Linked DNA regions of Homo sapiens: all the other regions are linked to region 6. A link is a contact called in ENCODE Hi-C or POLR2A ChIA-PET data. All regions are on one chromosome and are shown on one strand. Each heading gives the region's core, a stretch centred on a gene start or an enhancer-like site at or near the end of the contact. The rest is flanking DNA. Distances are from core to core; before and after follow the strand shown. Region 1 has its middle 14 kb from the start of LINC02836. Region 2 overlaps LOC105377923 (a long non-coding RNA gene). Region 3 has its middle 31 kb from the start of LINC02836. Region 4 has its middle 160 kb from the start of LINC02836. Region 5 has its middle 130 kb from the start of LINC02836. Region 6 overlaps CRYBG1 (crystallin beta-gamma domain containing 1). Region 7 has its middle 190 kb from the start of PRDM1.

The links. Hi-C counts contacts between places; a loop is a spot of excess contacts on that map. ChIA-PET counts read pairs that join two places held with the same protein, here RNA polymerase II (POLR2A). Pooled maps may share reads with other maps.
Region 1: a map of natural killer cell shows a loop between it and region 6 (13-fold over the local background). The contact joins two enhancer-like sites. A Hi-C loop is called at or near these places in 2 of 168 maps with a recorded cell type or tissue (naive thymus-derived CD4-positive, alpha-beta T cell and natural killer cell), 21 of 37 single-sample maps with no recorded cell type and 13 of 50 pooled maps. POLR2A ChIA-PET finds 5 or more read pairs at or near these places in 1 of 52 experiments (GM12878).
Region 2: a map of CD14-positive monocyte shows a loop between it and region 6 (5-fold over the local background). The contact joins two enhancer-like sites. A Hi-C loop is called at or near these places in 1 of 168 maps with a recorded cell type or tissue (CD14-positive monocyte) and 1 of 50 pooled maps. POLR2A ChIA-PET finds 5 or more read pairs at or near these places in 1 of 52 experiments (OCI-LY7).
Region 3: a loop to region 6 is called in a map of ascending aorta, with 3 times the contacts of the local background. The contact joins two enhancer-like sites. A Hi-C loop is called at or near these places in 1 of 168 maps with a recorded cell type or tissue (ascending aorta), 1 of 37 single-sample maps with no recorded cell type and 6 of 50 pooled maps. POLR2A ChIA-PET finds 5 or more read pairs at or near these places in 1 of 52 experiments (GM12878).
Region 4: a map of naive thymus-derived CD4-positive, alpha-beta T cell shows a loop between it and region 6 (3-fold over the local background). The contact joins two enhancer-like sites. A Hi-C loop is called at or near these places in 1 of 168 maps with a recorded cell type or tissue (naive thymus-derived CD4-positive, alpha-beta T cell), 7 of 37 single-sample maps with no recorded cell type and 8 of 50 pooled maps. POLR2A ChIA-PET finds 5 or more read pairs at or near these places in 1 of 52 experiments (activated T-cell).
Region 5: a loop to region 6 is called in a pooled map, with 3 times the contacts of the local background. The contact joins two enhancer-like sites. A Hi-C loop is called at or near these places in 2 of 37 single-sample maps with no recorded cell type and 2 of 50 pooled maps.
Region 7: a pooled map shows a loop between it and region 6 (15-fold over the local background). The contact joins two enhancer-like sites. A Hi-C loop is called at or near these places in 2 of 37 single-sample maps with no recorded cell type and 4 of 50 pooled maps. POLR2A ChIA-PET finds 5 or more read pairs at or near these places in 1 of 52 experiments (activated CD4-positive, alpha-beta T cell).

Annotation. Positions count from the first base shown.
Region 1 is chr6:105,645,025-105,647,934 of GRCh38, forward strand. No RefSeq gene overlaps it. Among named protein-coding and RNA genes, the nearest start is that of LINC02836, 14 kb to the left of the region's middle. RefSeq lists an enhancer at 1,787-1,976. Within about 2 kb of position 1,472, at least 4 of the 41 ENCODE cell types and tissues checked have a DNase peak (open chromatin) inside an H3K27ac peak, as active enhancers do; they include GM12878 and natural killer cell, where a contact is called at or near this core.
Region 2 is chr6:105,878,904-105,881,624 of GRCh38, forward strand. The region is part of intron 2 of LOC105377923 (a long non-coding RNA gene); the gene reads right to left. Among named protein-coding and RNA genes, the nearest start is that of PRDM1, 210 kb to the right of the region's middle. Within about 2 kb of position 1,413, at least 6 of the 41 ENCODE cell types and tissues checked have a DNase peak (open chromatin) inside an H3K27ac peak, as active enhancers do; they include CD14-positive monocyte and OCI-LY7, where a contact is called at or near this core.
Region 3 is chr6:105,600,116-105,603,029 of GRCh38, forward strand. No RefSeq gene overlaps it. Among named protein-coding and RNA genes, the nearest start is that of LINC02836, 31 kb to the right of the region's middle. RefSeq lists enhancers at 708-1,907, 1,279-1,858. Within about 2 kb of position 1,541, at least 23 of the 41 ENCODE cell types and tissues checked have a DNase peak (open chromatin) inside an H3K27ac peak, as active enhancers do; they include GM12878 and ascending aorta, where a contact is called at or near this core.
Region 4 is chr6:105,790,307-105,793,144 of GRCh38, forward strand. No RefSeq gene overlaps it. Among named protein-coding and RNA genes, the nearest start is that of LINC02836, 160 kb to the left of the region's middle. Within about 2 kb of position 1,490, at least 3 of the 41 ENCODE cell types and tissues checked have a DNase peak (open chromatin) inside an H3K27ac peak, as active enhancers do.
Region 5 is chr6:105,756,196-105,758,895 of GRCh38, forward strand. No RefSeq gene overlaps it. Among named protein-coding and RNA genes, the nearest start is that of LINC02836, 130 kb to the left of the region's middle. Within about 2 kb of position 1,441, at least 4 of the 41 ENCODE cell types and tissues checked have a DNase peak (open chromatin) inside an H3K27ac peak, as active enhancers do.
Region 6 is chr6:106,518,526-106,521,225 of GRCh38, forward strand. CRYBG1 (crystallin beta-gamma domain containing 1) reads left to right here. Exons shown (of 22, transcript NM_001371242.2): 4 at 606-2,700. Among named protein-coding and RNA genes, the nearest start is that of RTN4IP1, 110 kb to the right of the region's middle. RefSeq lists enhancers at 740-1,939, 1,162-1,651, 2,392-2,441. Within about 2 kb of position 1,251, at least 24 of the 41 ENCODE cell types and tissues checked have a DNase peak (open chromatin) inside an H3K27ac peak, as active enhancers do; they include CD14-positive monocyte, GM12878, OCI-LY7 and 2 more, where a contact is called at or near this core.
Region 7 is chr6:105,899,293-105,902,041 of GRCh38, forward strand. No RefSeq gene overlaps it. Among named protein-coding and RNA genes, the nearest start is that of PRDM1, 190 kb to the right of the region's middle. Within about 2 kb of position 1,384, at least 4 of the 41 ENCODE cell types and tissues checked have a DNase peak (open chromatin) inside an H3K27ac peak, as active enhancers do.

The DNA.
Region 1 (2,910 bases), core at 222-2,721, 870 kb before region 6:
AGGCTTCACTATGGGCCTTCTTGACGGTTCTGAGTTGATGTAGATAATGAGAAATTGAGGTAATGAAAAATGTCCATTTGTTTTTTCTTTTAAACTGTCGAACCCAATCCATTATTGACACAAGTTTTTCTCCTGAAGTGTATAGAGATCTATACTCTATAGACAAATAGAAAAGTAGAACACTAGTTGGATTTTGCTGTGGACATGGACTTTGGTTGCTGAAACAAGTATCTGTTTTATGTAAAGAATGTTCCATCAGCAGCCACTTTTTTTAAAAAGAGCACTTGGCAAATCTCTGGAAGCCGGCTTATGTAACTAACTGCCTCTTATGGTAGTATGTGAAGGCAGCACAGAACATATTGTTTCCCACTGTTTCTCTTTGAGAAATTAGTTTGGTGCCTGGCAAGAGGAGAGATGTGCAAGGGCAATATTCCTAGAAATAACTACCTGTGTACTTGCTGGAATTCCACACTGGATGGAGGCTCCTTTGTGAAAGGCAGGTGTTGATTTCTAGGCTGAGAGAGTACTAGCAGGGAGCTCCTCAAAGGAACTTGGAAAGAATTACTTAGGTCTCATTTCACACCCTGCATCTGATTTTTTAACTAAGTCCCTAAGAGAAAAGTGGCTACAGGTGTTGTAAACGACCCTTCCTTCAGTAAACTGATTGAAACTGAACACTGATCACAATTTCTTTGCATGAGAAAGATAACTGGGCATGGAAAATTTTGATCTGAGAATATCTGAAAATTACATAAATAACATTAACAAGTGTTAGAGTGACAGAAACAATGAGGCCAGATTTGTTCTAACTTGAAAATGTAAGGGCTATTTAATGTATTTTAGGATGGAGGGAGTGCTAAGGATCGTTTATTTTTAGCTCCCATAAAAACTCAATTTCCTTCATAGTGGAATCAGTCCAAATTGAAGATTTGCTCTTGCACAGACACTGGACTCTCCCCAAAATTTTCAGATTAGCAGTCATACCCCAAAGAATAAACCTGGGCTAAAGCTGCAGGTTCTAGCACTGAGACAGAGATCATCTGCATTCCTGTTACCTAGTCAAGTGTCCTGGATAAATCACAAAAACATCGAAGTCTTAGGTCACGTCACCAAGTCTCACGTTCCAAGAACTGTCAAGAGATTGCTTATGTAGCCACAGGCCAGACAGACAGGGGCTTTGTGAGACTATCCCTCAGGGGTGCTGGGGGTGTTTGCATTGTTAGCCTGGAAAAAGCTAGCCAGACCAACATAGTCACAGCAATTGAAAATCCTGAAGGCCCATCTATGACCAAATGTATTAATAAATAAAAAGACCTATAAGAAACCTTCCCACCAGCATTAACCACACCAAAAGCAAGTCAAACCCAGGCTTCTCATAACTGGTTCTTGTTCCAACACAAGAGTGAGAAGAGCATCTTGCTGCGGCCAACGGTTACTATAGCTCTCCTTTTGTAGAAAGCCACCGTCTTCGAAGAGCTTACTAGGTGTCTCCACTAAAGAACAAAAAACATGGGTAAGACTGGTTTCCTCTCAAGTTATGACTCAGCTTTGATCACCACACTTCCACTTGAGCCTATTAACGTTCAGTGGACAGAATGTCACTCTTTTTCAATCAGCTGCTACAGCAAACAATAGCCTTGCTGCATTTCAGTCATATAGAAAGCCACAGAATATTTCCTTTTGACTCTCTTCTCTCCACATCAGACCCACAGTCAGGCTCATGCTGAGGTCTATCTTCTCACAATCTACTAGAAAGTGGCCTGCCTCTACATGCTTACCCTGCTAAAATGAGAAGCAAGAAATAAACAACTTCATGTTAATTATAAATAGGAGGCACTGGATATTAAACCTGCCCATAGAATAATGGAGAAGGAAAGCATTGCGCTCCCTTTCTCCTTGAGTCGGGAGCCATATCCCTTGCCAGAACAGTGAACTCTCACTGGGTAGCAGGAGAGGCCACTATGATAAGGACCCAAGCAGAAGCCTGGGGGTGGGGTTCTCACGACCACTCACAGACCCCTGAACCTGGGGGGAGTAGCAGAGAACAGCCAAGAGCGACATGGACTGTCTTGCATTTTCCTCATCTCTTTATTCTAGAAAAAAAAAGAGGAAGGAAGAAAAAATGAAAGAAAAATGCTATAATTTTCTTTTCTCCATCTTTCTTGGAGATCAGAAAACAGTAGGTTCTGAAGATCTCCTCTGTGCTCATGGGCACGTGAAAAATTTCATGATGCTTACTTGGCTTTGAGATTTTATTACCATTATTATTGTTATTTTATATTAATATAAAAATAATAAAGATGTATTGAGCTCCTTCTATGTGCCCAACACTATAAGCATAATAAATACTTTATCTCTTAATCCCCACAGCTCCCTATGAATTAGATACTATTGATACTAATATTATCCCAAATTAAAAATTAGGAGCCTGAGGCATGAAAACGTGAACTCATTGGAGATCACACCACTCACAAATGGCAGAGCCAGGGTGCAGCCCTAGGTCCAGTGTCCCCAGAGCCCATTCTGCCATTCACTTCAGGTCATTCTCTTCCCATTTAGAACACTGAACTTTTTATATCCTCAACAGACATAAATGCTCAGCTTCAAGAGCCAAACAAAAATAATTGTTACAAATTCCACTGTTTGTTTTCCCAGGGGGTGCATCTTAGAGTTATTAAATGTAATCCTCTGTTCCCCTTACTCCAGTAGTTTCTTTACCCCTTTGGGAGTGTCCTACCATTCTTCCCCATTTCTTCACATTCCCTCCTCCCCCCACCCTTACCCAGGCTGTCTGAATTCTATTCCGCCTTAAAGATGTAACTCAACTTCCACCTCTCCCAAAAAGGGCTTCTTCAACTCCTGTCACCTCCATCTCTGAATTTTTATAGCATTTAATGTTAATGCTATTTA
Region 2 (2,721 bases), core at 163-2,662, 640 kb before region 6:
CTCACCCCAGTTAAGATGGCTATTATCAAAAAGTCAGAAAATAGCAAATGCTGGAGAGGATTCGGAGAAAGGGGAATGCGCATACACTGTTGATGGGAAGGTAAATGAGTACAGCCACTGTGGAAAACGGTATGGAGGGTCTTCAAAACTCTAAAACAGAACTACCACATGATCCAGCAATCTGACTGCTTCACAGAGATCCAGAAGAAAGTAAATCACTATATCAAAGAGATACTGCACTTCCATGTTTATTTCAGCACTATTCACAATAGCCAGGATATGAAATCAACCTAAGTGTCCATCAAAGGATGACTGGTAAAGAAAATATGATACACACACACACACACACACACACACACACACAGTGGAATATTATTCTTCCAAAAAAGTAAGAAAATCCTGTCATGTGTAGCAATATGGATGGAATCAGGAGGACATGATGTATAAGCCAGTCACAGAAAGACAAATATTGCATGTTCTCACTCGTATGTGGGGCTTAAAAGATTTGATTTTATGGGCGTGGTGAATACAGTAGTGGTTACTAGAAGCTGGGAAGGGTAGTGGGATGAAGAGGGGTTGGCAACAGGTACAAAAGTACAATTGGATAGAAGAAATAAGGTCTAGTGTTCAGTAGCACAAGAGGAAAACTATAGTTAACAATAATCTATTGTATATTTCAAAATAGCTTGAAGATTTGGAATGTTCCCAACACAAAGAGATGATCAATTTTGAGGTGATGGCTGTTCCAGTTACCCCAACTTGGTCATTACACATTGGATGCTTTTATCAAAATATCACATGTACCCCATAAATATGTACAACTATTATATATCAATGAAAGAAGCTTAAAGTGTTTTTTTAAGAGTCTAGTGGAAAAGCAGAAGATGAGTGAAAATAATAAAGGAATACTAAAGATGGAGAGATTGCCCTGTAATAAGCATGGTACATTTCTGCTAAAATTTACTGTATTTGATTATAAATACCAAATTCTCACTAAGTTCAATAAACCTTTTCTAGTTAAAAAAAAATTATTTGTTCCTTTTTCTTAAACTTTGTGTGGGGATTGTTGCATTAAAAGTGACTTCATTTCCAATTCCAAAATAGTTTTTACTTTTTGTAAAAACTGAAAGTGATGATGCTTCTGAGCAGAAATGGGTGAGTATGTTGAAGACTGCCTTCTTTTGTGAAATCAAGTTCATATCAAACACTTTTTGGCTAGAATTACTAATGCATTACGAAGACTCCTATTTCTTTAAATAGAAAATAAAAGTCCACTTTCCCATAACTTAGATCAGGAAGGCTGCTTCTTGTTGGCCGGGGGTTTTTTATAGTTGCAGCTTAAATTCAGGATGATTTTTATGAGGCAAGGAAGACGTAGATCCTTCTGCAAAAAGAGGAACTTTCACAATTAGTGAAAACCAAGAGTGCTGACACGAGGGACTGGGGAAGATGCTATAACCACAGCGCGTGATGAAGGGAAGACAGCCCTCAGCCACCTTCCCAGCCTGTGCCGGAGCACACGCGCCCCCGCACTTACTGACACTCTTCACGTGTCGGATCTGACTCCTGAAGCAGGTATCACGAGAAAGAGCAAAATGCCCATCTTTGCCTTTAATATTGAAACCAGCTGTGTTGATTCCTCTCTGACCACCTCTCCCTCTGCCTCCCCCAAGTAGTTCACACAGATAAAATGTCTTCAGGACAAACAAGCAACCTTTCAACTTCATGGCTTATTAGCAAAAAGCCTTTTGAAGGCTTCTTTTCAAAAGCTGCAAGTACCCAGTAGAGGCCATGGTGATATAAAAAAGGTTGTTCTTCTCTTAGAAGGAGAAACTTCAAAGCAATCCCTGACATCCCAGAATTCGCTGCTTTTCCAGTAAATATCTGTTTGGGCCAGAGAATTTCAAGCTTTTGGATAAATTCAAAGATGAAGAGCCTGTATTTGGCGCAGCATTTCTATTTGTGTTCTGCACCAGAAAACCTCATCAACTGCATGTATATAACATCACAAGCTGATCACTCAGAGTCAGAGGGGCAAACGTTCACTTTGGCTTTGCTGAGCCTTTCCTTGAAGAGCCAAATCCAGCAAGGACATAGGCAGGCTCCTGAGGCAGGTGTGATGGAGGTGAACACAAGGCGGCAGGGGTAGGAGAGGAGTCTGTGCTCAAAAGGAGGGTTCATTGCAAATTCACTGGTGGGCAACCTTGTGGAAAGGAAGGTTTAAAGTATTTGACTCACAACTTTTAAGGATGCAAGAAATACTGTGAAGTATTTGCCGTATTAATTATGAGTCATTTATATGTATTTGTTAGAGGACTTATATTAAGAAACCGGAGGGTTTTCATTTTGCGGGGGTGTTTTTGGTAATTTGTCCCCCCTGCCAACCCTCACTCATCAGATGTCCTTTCTGTGTCCAGCCTGGGCTCCAATTTCACCATCTTTCACAGACTTGCCACAATTTTCCCTCCTAAGCTTCAGCAGCAGCTCAGGTGGACTATTACTGGTTTTCTGCTGGCACAAGTTACCTTCCATTCTATAGAGATCAATCTCAAGCAAAGCCCTTGAACAACATCTTTTCGATAGGGAGAATTGTTCACTTGTCCATCACTGACTGCTGCCCTGGGTGAGATCTCTAGCTCTCTGTCTATAATCACAACAAGCACATCATGCACACTCTTCCTTGTCGTATGCAAAGTAAAATCTCAAGATCACTAATGCAAA
Region 3 (2,914 bases), core at 291-2,790, 920 kb before region 6:
AATATGTGTCTAAAGCAACAGAACTACAAATGAAACCCCAGTCTTTGATTGTTAGGGACTTTGGGGTAGAGAAGGCAAATCAGAACAATGCCAAAGGGATATTTCTGAAAATCCATACTTCAGAGTAGATTGATTTTTCAAAGAATCATGTGCCAAAAAAAAATTAAGGGATATTGATAAAATTGCTATGCTTTATCTCTTTGGTTATAAAAATTAAATACACAGACACACGCTATAAAATTATATCAAATTTATTGTGATGATTCTTTGTATGATTCCTTTGTACTGATAGAACTATTTATTTTTCTTCTATTTGGGCTCCACCTTTTTTCCTGTTTGTGTAATTCACGTCAATGCTTTGCTCGAGATTAAGTCAGAGATGAATTATGGGTTCTGGAATGTGAAATCCTCTGTTTCAGTACATACGTATTCAACCGGGGACAGCACCTTCTTGACTGGTAGATGGGAAAGAGCAACCCAGTCACTAAGCACTGGGCTACTTTTTGTGGGTGTTCTTATGCTTGTATGCATTCCTTTTCATCAGTCTTCTCTCAGAATAACTTGGATTTCCAGGTCTCCCAAAGCGTTTTGGAATTCCATTCTGTGTTCTCCTTTGTCATGTGTATTCCAATCCCTATCTGTGCTTCTTTCTACCTTTTTGAGGTGCTATCTATCGACTCCTCATCAGGTGAAGCAATGTGAGATGACAAACTGTGAAAAGCTTTAAGAACACCCTCTTAAATTGTAGCTCTTGAGTCCCAGAGTTCAGAAGGAGTGGGAAAACCATTCTATAAATAAAAATATCTGGAGATACTCAGGAGAAGACTGGCTGTTCTAAAAGCGAATGCTAGTTAACATGGCCAGACAGTTTTTTTGCATCTTTACTTGGAAAAGAGAATCTATGACACCCTCTAAAATATCAAGCAGTCTTAAGTGGATAATGTTGCTCTAGTTGGTTTCACTGTCAAAGCCATTTAAAACTTCAGCAACTTATGAGATAACGTATCCTAAGGGTCTGATTTCTGAACATGAATTTAAGGGTCCCTCTGATGCCTGTGCTCTAAATACTTCATTAATAACATAAATGATGTCCTCAGTACAATTAAAACAATACTTTAGCTATTGATATTTGTCCCTTTAGGGATTCTTGATTTTATGTGCATGCTTATTATTTGCCCTCATATAAGCACTCACATGATATTGTCAGTAACTGAGAGTTGGATAACCGGCTTGTTTTTCAGGGTACCAATTACTCTTCCCGGCTTACATCTTGTGTGGGCTTTTGGCAGACATCAGCTTCTAGCACCTAGAAGGCACTTCCTTCTCCAGAGTAACTTTATGGAAACAAGGACTTTGTTGCAACTGGCTGAGGTTGAAATGAACACCTCCTCTCTCTGCTTTACAAAATAAGTGGAGACTAACTAACTGGCCTAGGCAAGTTTTCTGTATTCTTGGATTGATTAGTCCTTGCATTCTCTTTGCCTCTTCTCAGACTGTCTCTAAATTTAGCAATGCGATATGGTACAAACAGTCTTTCACATATGCTGTGTCACCAAGGGGATTTCAGGATTGTTTCATTGGTCTGCCTTGGCAAAGCTGACGCAATCTCCCATTGGTCTGTGCTCAGGAATCTGGGTGGGAAGTGAAAGTACAGACAAGCCTGCCAAGGCGAACTCCATCATGCAAGAGCTTGCTGCTGTGTGTGGGACTGAGACCCAGATTCGGGCCAATTCAAAATGAAAACCTTCAAATGAGTGCTCTGAGAGTAAAATGAAACTGAATCTGCTTGCTACATGTCGATGAGGTTCAAAAGATGGCAACAGTTTTGGGGTGCAAGGTCAAGCTGAAGAGTTAAAAACAGAAAGGAACCTTCTTTCCTCAGCCTAAATAAATATCCTTTCCTAGAGGTATCACTGGGAAGGTGGCACAGAGGAAGGTCAAGTGATCCCCTCTCTGGGGTCCACATGCCCGCTGCTGGGCCACACCTCACCCAGGCCCTTCCCTTGTGAACACCTCACAGAGGGACTGGCTCCAAACTGACCCTGAAGAATTATGTGAAATCCTTCTCGTTTAGAGCTTTAAAGGGTGTAAGAGAATCATGAGGATTTGGAAAAACTAGGACTGGGTCCATGTTTATGCTTGCAGCCTTTTACCAACAAATACATATGTACATATATGTACATATATATATATATATTTTCTCTTTAATGTTTCATAAGATATTTTTATCACCTAAATGAAGATAAATTAGCTGAGCTTGTTTGGCATAGAACATATCGCAATATTTTTTATTTTTAAAAATTTGTTTTTTTCTGATTATCAATTCATACTCATTGAAAAAATAGTCAAATGTTACAGAAATGTGTAATAGAAAACAAGAGGGTTTCCCTTTCATCACAACCCCAGGAATAACTTTCATTAGCAATTTGCTTTATATCCTCAGTTTTCTCCCCACAGATGCTCGCTCTATCTATCTATCTATCTATCTATCTATCTATCTATCTATCTATCTATCTAACTATCTATGTATCTATTTTTTATGAGAATAGAATCTCCTTGATATACTAATAAATTGCTTTTTTATTCTACTCAACTACTTTTCCATGTTTGTTTATAAAGATATCATGTTTAGTTTTTAAAACTAGACTTTAAAAATTATATAGGTTTACACAGAATAAAGAACACAGAGAACTCTTTATTAAAAATAAAAGTGCTTTCCTTCTGTCCTCCACCCCACAGTAACACTGTGGTCTTTGGAATCTTGCAAAAACATACACAAGGGTACGCATATGTACTTGTTTACTTCTGTGTATTTTTTTTTTTTTTACATAAATGGAATTGCACTATATAGTTCTGTAGCTCAGTTTTTAAAATTTGGTATTAAAATGTTCTTTCAGTTAGGGCCAAAGGGCAT
Region 4 (2,838 bases), core at 240-2,739, 730 kb before region 6:
AACTTGATTAAAACAAGGTCACTAGATGTCATAAAAATGACATCTAGATTTTTTTTAAATCTCACAAAATAATTATTTGAAACAAACGTGTTAGGCATTTCAAAGTAATTTTTTCTACTAAGCGAGCACCTCTACTTTATAAGTTATATAAAGAATACTATTTTGTATGAATTATTTATATAAGAATTATATGAGAATAATATTTTCCTAAGACATACACTACAGTTTCCATCTCCACACAAAGTTTTACAGAAGTCTTCATTTTGAAGATTCAAAATATTTTAAACTGGTCAAATATTTAAAACTGTATAAATAATTCTATAGAACAGTCAAGTTTGCTTTCAGCATGTTTCTAATACATTGCTAGTTGGCCAAAAACAAAGCAAAAAACAGAAAGCAGAAAAGGCTAACAAACTCCGTGGAGTAGATTTGAAAGTTAAAGAGGCAGAGCCATGATCTCAATTTGAGAAAGGAGGAGGTAGGATGAACATACCACTCCTAGTGGCAGCCATTATCCAAGCAACTAATCTTGCTAATCTGTCTAGTATGTTCTATTTGTTTTGTGTTTGTTTTGATAAAGTAACAACAACAAGAAATGAGGATGGAGTTGTTTAGGTGAAATATGAAGCCTTATGGAAATAGATGCAGATTTGCTACCAGTAGCTGAATAATAGAATTGTGAACTTGTGAATTTTCTTTAGCATATTTTATACATAGAAAATAGTCATTACATATTTAACAATTAAGGAAAACATTTCCTGCATAGCATCATACGTTATAGACATTTTCTTATAAACAACTAATCAAAACACTATTTTGTTAGAGGCCCTGAATCCATAAAGAAAAATAAGCTTATAAAGTCTTTTGTCCTATAATCCCCTCAATGTAATGGAATCTTTTCTCTAAGTTTTCATGGAGTGCTTCTTTTTAATTTTAAGTAACCATACATATTTTATAAGCAAACATATGCTATTTTTCCAAATCAAAAGACTTTGCAAGTTTTTCCTAGATTAAAACAACAACTCTGCCTCTCTGCACTGGCATCCATCTGTGTTGGTATGTGTTGTACACACACGTGCACACACACACACACACACACACACACCATGACACACAGGCAGCAGAGGGAGGCTGGAAAGATCTGTGGAAGGAGAATCAGAAACCTCAGGAACCTGTTATGATTCTGTTTACCTAATTGTGAGACATGAGCAAAGTCACTTAAATTTTCCTGAACCCCAATTTTCTTTTTCATAAATTGTTTATAATAATAACATCTCTGCCTGCCTCAGCAGATCAGGGCGATACTCTAAAAAGATGACATATAGGAAAATACTTTGTATGAAGACATGATTTTCACAAATATTTAAGTACATTTCTTATGCTGTAAAGGCTCAGTTTCAATAACAGCTATCTTTGTTAAGCAAAAGTTGAGTTATGAAACTAAAAGTACAACTTTCCAAATGATGTGGGATTTCCTGTTCTGTGTTTTACAGGGCCTTGTCCCAGATGGGCAACTATTTATTACCATATGACCAAGCCAAGCTTTGATTACAGTTATTAGGGCATGAAAATATTGGCTAAGCCAAGGTCCCTGTTGTGAAAGATAAGGAGCATGAAAATCTAAGAAGTCATGGGCATGATCCTTCACTCATGGGTTCTAATAGTTAAGAAGGCTGAGGGTAATTTAAAAAAAAATGAATAGAGCTAAAAATAGGAGGTTAAATATTACCTTATTGATGAACGTACCAACTAGACTTCCCTGCTGATATTAGGAGGTCATGCTGAGGCCTGGACTTTGATGCAATCGCAGGGCTGACCCAAGGCATGAGAGAAGGAAAGCAGGTTCTCCTCCCTGGGGCACCACCCGTTTGTGCTGTTGGGCTCAATTTCAGGTGCCTGCCTGCCCCACTGCCCTGGCCCAATACCTGTGTGATGCCCAAGGCCTGAGATGGAACCTCCCTCTAGAACCTTGCCCCTCTCGATGCTTTCAGACTTACCTTCACTCTCAAAGGGTTTCTCATGTCTGTGAAATTGCTACTTCTGGAGGCAGGCTTCCTGTGCTTCCTGTAGGTGACAGTCAATTGATCAATTGAATCCAAGGGTCTCACACTGAAATGACCACCAGGGCCAGGCAGAAAAAGTAAACAGTAAAATGGGCCAGGTGGGTTCTGTCACCATGGAGAGTGCCTGAACCATTGCATGGGAACAACGACCTCTGAGCTTCAGCTAGGTGTGACCTTATAGAAATAGAGATCCCAGTGTGGCTAGAAATTTTCATGAAAAACTGGAAATCTAAATTTTTATTTAAGATCTTGACTTTACATGTGTTGCCAACTAAATCAAAGTTATGTTCTTAGTTTTTAAATATGAGTTTGTTTTAAACTGGAAGTAGACAAAATAAAACATATCAACAGGTCATATTCAGCCAACAGGCAGCCACATTTTCTCCTCTTATTTAATGGGTGCAAAAGGGAGAAATGCTAAAGGAGGACAGAGTCCTCCTTGCCCCACCAGTTAACACATATGCCTTATAGGAACAGCCTGTTGGTGCCCCATTTTTCTTTGTTGTAAATCAAAAGGATCCAAGGATCCAAGAGTCTCACGCTGAAATGACTACACACTGCCTGACCCCTGCAGTCATGTCAGTGGGAGACCCTTGGATTCAAACCATCAGTCGACTGTTACCTGTAGGAGGCACAGGAAACTTGCACCCAGAAGCAGCAATTTCACTGACATGAGAAACCCTTTGAGAGTGAAGGGAAGTTTGAATCTAGTTCAGACTAGATTGGAGGAAAAGGTGATGCATGGCACCTGTGCAGAGGAGGAAAAATTGCTGGA
Region 5 (2,700 bases), core at 191-2,690, 760 kb before region 6:
GAGCTCTCAAGGATGTTGTTTGTGGCATGGAGGCAGCTCAGAGATTCAGAGGAGAGGTACACAAAAACTAACAGCCACACCGGAAAGGAGCATAGCGCGTAGTCAAATGACTATGGAGTCCAGAATCAGACCAGGGTTTTAATCCTGGTACCACTGCTTTCTCAAACTAGTAATGTCAGCTCTGTGAGCCTCAGTTTTCTCATCTGTATCATAGGAATGATGTTTCTGTTGTGAGAATTAAATGACATGATGTATGTAAAGTCCCAGGCCTATTCTAGACATCCAATAAACAGTAGTTATACTCAATGAAGAAAGCACCAAAAAAGACATACTTGTCTCCCCTGGAGAAGTTCAGAGGAGGAATCACCAGTGCACAGCCTTGAAGAATCGGAAGGAGTTCCAATTGGGGATGGAGGGAAGGTAGAAGAAACCACATGGGTGGGACACGTAGTTGGACACTAGAGGCCAGAGTGCCTGGGGGCGGGTGTGAGAGAAGAGGCTGCAGCGCCAGGTCCTGAGGAGATGCCTGCCATGTACAAAAGCTACATCTGCCTTGACCAGAAAGTGGTGGGAGTTTTAAGCAGCAGCCTGCCAGGAACATGATTAGGTGATAATAGGTAACACTCATGCAGCCAACCCCTAATTAGAGCTTCCTATAGGCCAAACACTATTCTAAGCCCTTTACATATATTAACTGAATTCTCACATAATCCTTTGAACTAAGTACTAAGGAAACTAAGGCAGAGAGAGGTTAATGCCTGGGCAACCTGGCGAAACACCATCTCTACAAAAAATACAAAAAGTAGCCAGGTGTGATGGTGCATGCCCATAGTCCCAGCTACTCCAGAGGCTGAGATGGGAGGATTGCTTGAGCCTGGGAGGCGGAGGCTACAGTAAGCTGAGATCACACCATTGCAATACAGCCTGGACAACAGAGTTAGACCCTGTCTCAAAAAAAAAAAAAAGTTCCCAAGGACATATCATCCTAACTCAGTGTGCATTTACATGGATAAGGCTGAGAGGAAGGAAGTTTGGAGAGAAGACAGATTGGAAAAGAGAAGGCACTAGAAATGAGTTAGGAGGGAAGGTCCAGATGGGAAATGAACGTGCCAGAATTAAGGTTGTAGGGAGGAAAAGAAGAGGTTACGCTTAATGGAAAATCCAGGGTTCAGGGAACCTAGTGACCAGTTGGATGTGGAGACAAGTAATTCCTTTGGGAAAGATTTTGTGAATTTAGTTGGTCTGTTCTCCTCTTTGAAATATTTTTATAACACTCCTTTCCAAGGGGGTGACTTTACCAGAATGACAGCTTGCACTTTCACCAATGTCCATTCACTGGTTCCTAACCCTGAAATCTAGCCAACTAAGGTATTAGGACTTCAAAAAAAAATCAACATGGTGGTGTGGTTTTCACCTTGAAATGGGGTATTTACTCCTCCTCTAACAATAGACATGTTGTTTCTGTCTTCTAGGAGTTTCACTTTGATGTGTCAAAGGAAATGCCATGAACTCTAGGGGAGAGTCATCACTGCGTGAATGCAGGATAAACAGCAGGTGTGGCTGGGGCTTTAGGACAAGTGCCAGTCGTCCTATTCCATTTTTAGAGATAAAAAAAAAATGAATGTTTCAAGTGCTTTGGTTTTCAGGAGTCAAAGACAGCTTTCAAAAGAGTCCACGAATAGAAGCCCAACATTTCAGAGTGAAGCTGCATGACAGAGACACTTCTTAGTGTCTCCATGATCATGATTAGGAAGCCGAAACCAACACACTCTTCTTTGCATCACTTGGGTGAAGCAGGTGGGAGGCAGATGTCCTGCCTGCACACCTGGGTAGGTTGAAGGCAGCTCTTTAATTTGAACATTGAGCAATCACCTTCCCTTTTAGAACCTTGCAAATTAAATTTGCCCTAGGAACAAGTAAACAGATGATCTGGCAAAAGCCAGGTCCAGGGACCGGAAAGAGATCATAATATTAATAATAACCCCTTACATTTGCATTGTTTCTGTATCCTTCACACAGCGGTCCCAGTGAAATGATCATGTGCTTATTCTTGTCTTCACTGGAAAGCTAAGGAGTCTAGGGCTTAGAGAACTGTCTTGCCCCAGGTAATAGCAAAATAGAGGCAGAGCGGAGACAGGTTTTCTGACGATAAGCCTAGTGTTTCTGCCAGCACACCATCAATAAGCAGATTGTAATGGCTTTGGTTCTTCTAGCAACAGAATCTTCTTTTTTTTTTCTTTTTCTATTTTACTTTAAGTTCTGGGATACATGTGCAAAACATGCAGGTTTGTTACATAGATACACATGTGCCATGGTGGTTTCCTGCACCTATCAACCCATCATCTAGGTTTTAAGCCCTGCATGCATTAGGTACTTGTCCTAATGCTCTCCCTCCTCTTACCCCCACCCCCCAACAAGCCCTGGTATGTGATACAGAATCTGTGACAATAGAAACCTCTTATTCCTGGGGGGACCCTACTCCCCTACTTAGGAATGGACTTGTTATGTAGGATGTAGGTCTCCTCCATTTGGTTAAAGGATAGACAGATGGCTGATCTGAGTTGGGCCAAGCCTCAGTTTTCCCCAGTCCTCCTCATCTTTCTCTCTTGGAGAAAGAAGCTGTCTTCCTCCTGAGGTTGTGAAACTGGGAAGCTTAAGCAGCCTCTGGCCCTCATACTCACCAGGGAGAAAGACTTTTAA
Region 6 (2,700 bases), core at 1-2,500:
ACGTACTCAATAAATTAGTTCATCCCTCATCCCTAGAGTTTCTTGGCTATATAATCTTCCGATCCCTCATATGCAAGCAAAACACCCATTAAAAATAGTTGGTAGTGTACTTAGGACTATTTAAAAATAGTTTCATTAAAAAACAAATGTGGCAGAGAATGGTGGCTCATGCCTGTAATCCCAGCACTTGGGGAGGCCAAGATGGGAGGATTGCTTGAAGCCAGGAGTTTGAGACCAGCCTGGGTGACATAGACCCCATTCTACAAAAAAATAAAAATAAAAAAATTAGTTGGGTGTGTGATATGTGCCTGTAGTCCCAGCTACCTGGGAGGCTGAAGCAGGAGGATTGCCTGAGCCCAGGAGTTCGAGGCTGCAGCAATCTATGATCACACTGCTGTACTCCAGTCTTGGCGACAGAGCAAGACCTTGTCTTAAAAACACATGTGTGCGCACACACACACACACATACACACACACACACACCACACTCCAAATGTTATATATCAGGGAGATGTTGGCTTTTCATAGTTTTATAATTAATTGGTTTGTGTGTTCACTTTTTAAAACTAGGTCAATAACTTTATCTTCCTGCTTTTTCCTCACAGCCCTGCCAAGCCCAAACATGTGGAACTAAATCTTAAAACCCCTAAGAATCTTGACAGTTTGGGAAATGAGCACAATCCATTTAGCCAGCCAGTTCACAAAGGCAACACTGCCACCAAAATCTCCTTATTTGAAAACAAACGGACAAACAGTAGCCCAAGACACACTGACATTCGAGGCCAAAGGAATACTCCTGCCTCTAGTAAAACGTTTGTTGGGAGGGCAAAGCTGAATTTAGCCAAAAAAGCCAAAGAAATGGAGCAACCTGAAAAGAAAGTAATGCCAAACAGTCCCCAGAATGGTGTGCTGGTTAAGGAAACTGCTATAGAAACCAAAGTTACCGTCTCGGAAGAAGAGATTCTGCCAGCAACCAGAGGAATGAATGGAGACTCTTCTGAGAATCAAGCTCTTGGTCCTCAGCCTAACCAAGATGATAAAGCAGATGTACAAACAGATGCTGGCTGCCTTTCAGAACCAGTGGCTTCTGCTCTGATTCCTGTCAAGGATCATAAGCTCTTAGAGAAGGAGGACTCAGAGGCTGCAGACAGCAAAAGCCTTGTACTTGAAAATGTAACCGATACAGCACAAGACATCCCCACCACTGTGGATACCAAAGATTTACCTCCAACGGCCATGCCAAAGCCACAGCATACATTTTCTGACTCACAGTCCCCTGCTGAGTCATCTCCTGGGCCTTCTCTTTCACTGTCTGCACCCGCTCCTGGGGATGTTCCCAAAGACACATGTGTTCAATCACCCATAAGCAGTTTCCCATGCACTGATCTAAAAGTGTCAGAAAACCATAAAGGATGTGTTTTGCCTGTGTCTCGTCAGAACAATGAGAAAATGCCACTTTTAGAACTTGGAGGAGAAACAACCCCTCCTTTGTCCACAGAGCGTAGTCCAGAAGCTGTGGGAAGTGAGTGTCCATCCAGAGTCCTCGTCCAGGTCAGGTCCTTCGTGCTCCCCGTGGAGAGCACCCAGGATGTGAGCTCCCAGGTCATCCCAGAGAGCTCTGAAGTTAGAGAAGTGCAGTTGCCAACTTGTCACAGTAATGAACCTGAAGTGGTTTCCGTTGCAAGTTGTGCTCCCCCACAAGAGGAAGTACTGGGCAATGAACACTCTCATTGCACAGCAGAGCTCGCGGCAAAATCTGGCCCACAAGTCATACCGCCAGCATCAGAGAAAACTCTGCCTATTCAGGCTCAAAGTCAGGGCAGCAGAACACCCCTGATGGCTGAATCCAGTCCCACCAACTCTCCCAGCAGCGGAAATCACTTAGCCACTCCTCAAAGGCCAGATCAGACTGTTACAAATGGCCAGGATAGCCCTGCCAGCCTTTTGAACATTTCTGCTGGTAGTGATGATAGTGTATTTGATTCTTCTTCTGATATGGAAAAATTCACTGAAATTATAAAACAGATGGATAGCGCAGTTTGTATGCCCATGAAAAGAAAGAAGGCCAGGATGCCAAACTCTCCTGCTCCTCACTTTGCCATGCCTCCTATTCACGAAGACCATTTAGAAAAGGTGTTTGATCCCAAAGTGTTTACCTTTGGTTTGGGGAAGAAGAAGGAAAGTCAGCCAGAAATGTCACCGGCTTTACATTTGATGCAGAACCTTGACACAAAATCCAAACTGAGACCCAAACGTGCATCTGCTGAACAGAGCGTCCTCTTCAAGTCCCTGCACACCAACACTAATGGGAACAGTGAGCCTCTGGTGATGCCGGAAATCAATGACAAAGAGAACAGGGACGTCACAAATGGTGGCATTAAGAGATCGAGACTAGAAAAAAGTGCACTTTTCTCAAGCTTGTTATCTTCTTTACCACAAGACAAAATCTTTTCTCCTTCTGTGACATCAGTCAACACTATGACCACGGCTTTCAGTACTTCTCAGAACGGTTCCCTATCTCAGTCTTCAGTGTCACAGCCCACGACTGAGGGTGCCCCGCCCTGTGGTTTGAACAAAGAACAGTCAAATCTTCTGCCCGACAACTCCTTAAAGGTCTTCAATTTCAACTCGTCAAGTACATCACACTCCAGTTTGAAAAGTCCAAGCCACATGGAAAAATACCCGCAAAAAGAGAAAACC
Region 7 (2,749 bases), core at 134-2,633, 620 kb before region 6:
AATAAGAGAGAGTTCTTTCTTTTACCTTTTTTTTTTTTTTTTTTTGGAGACAGTCTCACTCTGTCACCTAGGCTAGAGTGCAGTGGTGCAGTCTCGGCTCACTGCAAACTCCACCTCCCAGGTTCCAGCGAGTCTCCTCCCTCAGCCTCCCGAGTAGCTGGAATTACAGGTGCCTGTCACCACACCTGGCTAAGTTTTGTATTTTTAGCAGAGATGGGGTTTCACCATGTTGGCCAGGCTGGTCTCGAACTCCTGACCTCAAGTGATCCACTCACCTCGGCCTCCCAAACTGCTGGGATTATAGGCATGAGGCACTGCGTCCAGCCTAAAATAAGAGGGAGTTCTACTAGCCAACTCATGCATTGCTCTGCTCCAGGGTACCTAAGTAACCAACTGCTCTAATGGTTTCTCTCCAGATGGACAGACCTGCCAGGTTGATACCTTTGCCAGCCCCTCTGGAATTCCAGTGAATAAAATTTTCCCTAACAGATCACTTGTTTAGTGTAGCACTTAGCGCCTAGCCTCACCACTGTTTACTTACCTCCTTTCCCTCCTCTGTGAGCTCTCTGCATGTAAGAACTACACTCTTTATAACAGTTTTGTTGGTGGCCATGCACAGTGGCTGACTTATAGTAGATGCTCTATGGAGTGACTGTTTGCAAACAACCTTCCAAATAAGATAAGAATAACAAAATTGAGCCTGGTTAGTCTGCATCCAGATAGAATGGAATTTTTTAAATGGCAGCAAGGGGAGCAAAGCACATTGTTAAGTAATGCTAAATGAAAACAGGCAGCAACCCTCAAAGGTGAGCTTCAAAAGTCAGATCAACCTTCACTCAGCCCTAGAACATTTCTAACTAAATCCCACCTCTCACTAGAAGTGTCACCATTTTTCTTTTCTTTGAAAAAGCATGATGGGGGAGGGGGTGCTGGAGAACGACAAATGAGAGGGTGACTCCCATATAAGTCAGCTTCCTCTTCCCCAAATCAGTTTCCAGAAACTCTGCCATATCATGCAACGAGAACCCCCAGCTCCTAATTCAAAGGAAAGTCTCAGAGGTCTTGGGTAAAGACGATAACACCTCTCCTTTGGTGGCTTTCAGTGATAAACAGCTTCCTGCCTGAGCACTCATAAACCTGAACTCGTGGAAAAGAATTACTACACGGAAAACAGAACCCAGGCAGGGTTCGTAAACGGTACCCGGCATGGGTTTCTCACATCTTCGTTGATAAACGTCCTGTTGCCTCCTGAGGAATCTGTGAGACTCCTTGGGTACAGCTGTGGTCAGGAACACACCATGCAACAACTAGACCTGAGAAGTGTCCATCTTTCTGCCATCGAGACCTGCCCTAGAAGAAAAACAGAAACAACACAGATGGAGCTGCCTGTTCAAATCCTTGTGGATGTCATAAGATTAGCAGCTTTCCTCTGAGTCGGCCTCAAAGACTTCCTTTGCAATTGTTCCTAAGCTAGCTCAAGGGATAGGCAGTGAAGTTCACTAAAACAAAAACATAACCTCAAACATCCAAAACAGCTGGTGGAAATTGTGACTGTTTTAGAGGAGCTGACTTATCTAGCTGAGTCAAAACAAGTGTGAGCGCTTCAAACAGGCACAAGATCAGAAACAAAATTAGGTGTTTATTGAGTGCTGTCCTCTTGATTTTTTTTTTCTCCTTTGCTTAGGCATGAATCTCCCCCTTAGCTTCATCCTGGCAAGGAATAAAATCTTTTATGATATAAAAATTGATATATTGGGAAATTAAGTGTAAAATAAGGGTCCTTTTCCTAGTTGTAAAAGTAATATATGTTCTTTGGAGGAAAATGCAGAAAAAACACAAAAACTAAAATAAAAGTCACCTGTAATCCCACCACTGTTTCTATTTTATTTTTTTAACTTTAGTTTTTCATATACACACACGATTTAAATTATATCTGGATCTATATCTAGACAGATAGGTAGATAGATAGAGATATCTATTTAAATGATTAATTTTGATCCTGATTTTTTCATCCAGTACATCATGACCATTTTCCTATGTCATTTATATATTCTTCCACATTTTCTATATCTGCAAAATATCAGACCATACAAACACCACAAACTTTTTAGCTAATGCCAATTATGAACATTTAGGATATTTCTTTTTCTTTTTTTCTATTTTTTTTTTTTTTTTTGAGACAGGGTCTCACTCTGTCGCCTAGGTTGGACTGCAGTGGTGCCATCATGCTTCACTGTTGCCTTGAACTCCTGAACTCCTGGGTTCAAGCAATCCTCCTGTCTCAGCCTCCCGAGTAGCTGGGACTACAGGTATGTGCCATCACACCTGGCTAATTTTTTTTGTTTTTGAAGAGATGGGTTCTTGCTATGTTGCCCAGGCTGGTTCACTTGAAACTTCAAGTTTCAAAGTAGGAATTTCAAGTGATCCTTCAGCCTCAGCCTCACAAAGTGCTCGGACTACAGGCAAATGCACGGCCTAGGATATTTCTGATTTTGTGCCATTATCAACAGTGCTGTGAAAAAGATCCTTGTTGATAAATCTTACATGTGTACATAGGAAATTTACTTTGTGTTACAGTACACTGAAATTCAGGATATAAAATGGATAACTGGCATTGAAGAAATCTAGCACCCTTCTCCCTAAGAATTGCTGACATATTTCTAGTTAGGCAGCTACTGTTAGAACTACAAGGCCTTCCTGGTTTCATAGAAGCCTTGCTTTCAGTCAAATGAATGGTTTCTTCAGTTTG